Linked DNA regions of Homo sapiens: region 1 is linked to region 2. Evidence: chromatin loops called from intact Hi-C (ENCODE). Cell type or tissue: GM12878. All regions are shown on one strand.

What was found. Hi-C counts contacts between places; a loop is a spot of excess contacts. Peaks named below come from ENCODE experiments on the same cell type or tissue, not always from the same donor. Only the 100,000 strongest peaks of a DNase experiment are listed, where the experiment ranks them.
Region 1: a loop joins it to region 2, with 2.6 times the contacts of the local background. A loop is called at or near these places in 1 of 110 quality-filtered maps.

Annotation. Positions count from the first base shown.
Region 1 is chr10:108,782,699-108,785,198 of GRCh38, forward strand. The region is part of intron 3 of LINC02661 (long intergenic non-protein coding RNA 2661); the gene reads left to right. Among named protein-coding and RNA genes, the nearest start is that of LINC02661, 75 kb to the left of the region's middle. In GM12878, a CTCF peak has its summit at 1,439 (motif pointing left); a DNase peak (open chromatin) is centred at 1,393.
Region 2 is chr10:108,357,730-108,360,229 of GRCh38, forward strand. No RefSeq gene overlaps it. Among named protein-coding and RNA genes, the nearest start is that of LINC01435, 290 kb to the left of the region's middle. In GM12878, no CTCF peak of the experiment used is centred here; a DNase peak (open chromatin) is centred at 1,372.

The DNA of each region.
Region 1 (2,500 bases), 420 kb after region 2:
AGAAGAAATCACTTAGGCAGATAGTAAGGGTATGGGAGACTTCAGTAACTTTACTTTTTAATGAAAAGCAGCCCCAAATCATTTTCTAACAAAGAGTAGCCTGTAAAGTCGAGCTGCAACTGTAGACAAGCCAGCTGGGAACTTGCATGGGTGAATGCTGGCAGGAACTAGGGACTAGACATGTTCAAGATGGAAGCTCTATCTTTGCTTCTCTGCCAGCCACGTGTACAGTAAGAAGCAGACAAGATGGCACTGGCCAAGGGAAGAATTCATTTGTGTAATAAGATTATGGTGGGGCAACCAGCCTTCTGTATGCACTATGTAAACATCATACCTGATTGAACCTATCTGTGAGTCCTGTGTAAATCAGACATTGCTTCCTCTCAAGCCAGACTATAAAATCCAGTGCATCTGCCACCAGCCGATCTTCCCTCTTGGAAGTCCCCTCTCCCTTACTAGAGAGAGAATGCTGTTTTCCTTTCTCTTTCTTCTGCCTATTAAACCTCTACTCCTAAACTCCTTGTGTGTGTCAGTGTTCTAAATTTTCCTAGCATGAGATGACGAACCCCAGGTATACAACACAGACAACGTAGCTGTTTCATATTGGGGACCTCATCCAGGATACCAAGTTACAACAGTCATCAAAATGGTGAGTAGAGGAGTGAACTCCAACTCTGTCCTTTCATTTTGGGGCTCTTGGACTCCATTTTAAAACCAAATCAAACCAAATACTGGGCCACCTTTAGCCATTTAAAAATGAGTAGCATGGATGCTAGCCTTATAAGACTTAGGGGACAGGCTTGCTGGGGAGAACATAGAGAATGCCCCAGTACCCGTGTGTTGCTGAGCATGTTGGCCATATTTGTATCAGCTTCCTTTCATGGAAGACAGCCATCACTTGAGGCTGGAAGAGGTTCTGGGGCAACTGAGGATTTCTGGCTACCCCCCGGTGTTATCCAAAGACATCTGGACTGACACCAGCCTCCAACTGCCTTATGGGGTGTCAGCAACAAGATCTCCAACTTTTCTATCATAATTTCCTCCTTTCCTTTCCGCAACCACCATATCGTCTATCCTCTCTGTGTATGCAATGTGTGGGAAGTTTTACGGTTCAGGGAAGTAATCTTGTTAGGCAAGATCAGGGAATGCATAGTAACTGGGGAAGGGAAGGCATCTTTCTGATTTTCTACAGAGGGTCCCCTCCACCACAGTGAGCATCACTCTTTGCCCTTGGTCTAGAGAGCACAAGTCATTTTCAGATTCTCTCTGCCCTCGATCTGGAGAGTGCATCACACTTCCAGGTCTCTCTCTGCAGTTGGTCTGGAGAGCACATGGCATTTCTAGGTATCTCTTTGCCTTTGGTCTGGAGAGCACATGGCATGTCAAGGTCTCTCTCCCATTGGTCTGGAGAGTACATGGCATTTCAAGGTCAACAGCACCACCTAGTGGAAGAGGGAACCTGTCCATGAGGCACATTGTCAGTCCTTTACCTAAATATTCTATCTTCCCAATTATCTTCCCCTTTTGCTCCTTTCTACTAGAAATTAGGCTTCATGTTGCTTCTATAAACCAGAAAATCCTGCCTTCAACAACTAGGAGTAAAATATTCTCCAAAGCCAAATTTTAGTCTTGATACTGTTCCATAGCAGGAAAATGGCCATTTGGTCCCTCCATTCTTTTAAGGCACCTATTCCTCCTCGAATTAGAATGGTACTTAATTAGTAAGGGGATTTTAAGTTTGGAAGTTAACCAGAACCATTCTCTAAGGGTAAATGCTTTAGTATGCTATACTAAATCATATTTAAATTTAGCATACTAAATTATCTGGCTATAATAGCAGGATACAGACCTCAAACCAGTATACTTCCACCATTAAAGAAGGAAGTGCAAAAGTTGCCCAAATGTAATTGTCACATAGTCTCTCCCAAGATCCATTCTTTTGAGGAGCCAGGCGGGTCACACAAGTCTAGGAAGTCAAAGGGAAATCACAGGCAGAGGACTAGATCTGCATGGGTGAGTGTGACTAATCCCAATATCTTAGTTCCTCTGGTTCCATGGCTGGGGGTCACACCTGGAACGATGGGCATTGCATCTAACAAGGTGCGGGGACCCAGGAACCAAGGAAGGAAAACAGCAGGGGGGCCGTGCCCATCGTCTTCCTCTCCACCCTGGGTCACAACAAAAGGAAGGAGACTAAAGGGATGCCTTTTTCTCACTTCTCTTTCTAGATGGGTAAGAGATTATCTTCAGCCTATACCCCTCTGGAGTGCATTCTGAAGCACTGGGATTCCTTTGACCCTATGACTTTGAAAAAAAAAAGTGGCTCATTTTCTTTTGCACAAGGGCTTTACCTTCTTACCCTCTTGAACCAGCCTGGCCTTTGGAAGGGAGCCTTAATTTTAATATCCAACAGGTAGGTCTTTTCTGCAGATGGGAGGGAAAATGGTCCAAGGTACCTTATATACAGGCTTTCTTTGCCCTGTGAGACAACCCAGACTTT
Region 2 (2,500 bases):
GGCTGGAGTGCAGTGGCGCGATCTTGGCTCATTGCAAGCTCCGCCTCCTTGGTTCACGCCATTCTCCTGCCTCAGCCTCCCGAGTAGCTAGGACTACAGGCTTCCCCCACCACGCCCGGCTAATTTTTTGTATTTTTAGTAGAGACAGGGTTTCACCATGTTAGCCAGGATGGTCTCGATCTGCTGACCTCATGATCCGCCCACCTCGGCCTCCCAAAGTGCTGGGATTACAGGCATGATCCACCGCGCCTGGCCTGACTTTGGTTTTAATAAACTTTCCTTGTATCTGGACCAGAGTGGTTGGTACAATGGGTTGGATGTTTGAGTTTATGACTTTCAAGAACCATCCCAAATTATACAGAATTGGGACTATGTTTGTGAAAAGTTGCTTTCTGTTTTCTCTTGTATATAAAGGATGCTATGTTTTATCATTTGGTCCTAAAGTAATTCACAAAAGAAAAATTCTGCTTTTCTAATCATCTTAACTTTGAATATGGCTTCAGGCAGGAATTGCAATGTCTCATTCATGCATCTCATTTAGCGCTTGGGATGTAGCATGCCCAATGTGTTACTGGGTTATGAAATAAAATACTATATTAAGATGAACTGGCTGATTTCTTCACTGGATTGCTGTATGACCATCAGCAGACATATGACCCATTTGAACCTGTTTCCTCACCAGAAATATGGAGATGATAGTTTTTGCTTGGTTTCCTCCCAGGTTCATTGTGAAAATTCTTTAAAATCTCTAAATTCACATAAAATGCAAAATTTACCAGTATACAATCTTTTTGTTTTAATTTCCTCTGAGAAATGTGATCCTGATCTATGAAAATTATTTTCATAGTTCCCATCACCCAAGAAGCAATAGGAACAATTCCCAACCACAAGTAATTGAGAGCACATTTCCTAATACTAAGAAGTGTTGGATTCATAACTCATAGTACCTGAAGCTGACACAAAGAATGTATTTGTTTTCACACACTGAATAATCTCCTGAAAAAGTCCATTTTCATTAGCTTCTGAGTTTTATTGTTGACTTATATCCTGAAGTTATCTTACAGTATCTGCAAAAGTAATTATGGAAGCCATTTGGAACAAGAGCAGAGAGAAACAACTGGCATTATAATACATAGCATGTTGGAGGCACAGTGATATTAACAAACCCACTCATTAAAAGTGGGCGGAAAGATATTCACCTGGAGGAAATTGCAATTGCTCACTGCCAGGCATGGTGTAGTCATGAGAATCCATTTCTGAAACAGGCAAACCTTCCTCTCTTATGTTATTGAGTCACAAACCCGGACCTTTAGTTCATTCATCATGGGAAGTAGTTCAATCTAATGGACTGAGTGGGACTGCGTTGTTGGCTGGTGACTCATTCAGTTACCTCAGCAAATTACTCATGTTTTCAGGATACTGAAATTATTGGTAAAAAGATGTAATTTTACCACCAGCTGACCCTAGAGGGCACAGTTTTATTGATAAAAGAAAATGAAATATTGATAAGTTTAACTTTATTGTTCATTTGTTTGGGAAAATAAAGGTAAAACAAAAATCTTAAATTCAGTATCTGTCTCTTAATGATTCCAGGCACGTTCTAGCTACCTGCACTATTTTGTTTCGGTAGGGAGATAGCAGAGCTTCATAAAACACACAATTTTAAAGTTAGACTACTAATACTCCTGTCTAATCTGGGGACATCAATCAACTTTTCAAGGCCTCAGTTTCCTCAACTGGAAAGTGTGGTTCCTATTGTAAAATTCTCATAGACTTTTAGTAAGAATTAAATGATGTGATGATACAAACACAAAGAAGTAGTGAATAAATACTAGTTATTGTCATGAATTGTTATTATTGTATTATTATTTCATACAATGATGACCATATAATTCAGGCCATAAATGTATCTGCTGTCTGCTTTCCTCCTTTCACCCTCACCCTTACAATCTATTTTTTTTTTTTTTTTTTTTTTTTGAGACAGAGTTTTGCTCTGTTGCCCAGGCTGGAGTGCAACGACACAATCTCGGCTCACCGCAACCTCCGCCTCCCAGATTCAAGTAATTCTCCTGCCTCAGCCTCCTGAGTAGCTGGGATTGCAGGCATCCACCACCACACTTGGCTAATTTTGTATTTTTAGTAGAGACGAGGTTTCTCCATGTTGATCATGGAGAACTCCCGACCTCAGGTGATCCACCCACCTCGGCCCCCCAGAGTGCTGGGATTACAGGTGTGAAACACTGTGCCCGGCCAACAGTCTTATAATAAAATAGAAATACTATAGAAGTTGAAAAATAATCAATACCATCTGATTTGAAGCTACCCTAAAACATAGTTTTGTTTTCCTGATTTCTGGACAGCTTCTTTCTTTGACCTCTTAAAACTAGGTGACTCTATACAACCTCCTGGATCTGCAAACCCGGTGTGCACTTGTGACACACAGTAATTAATAAGTATTCAGGATAAAACCAAAATATATTCAATCCTTGATCCAGTTGCC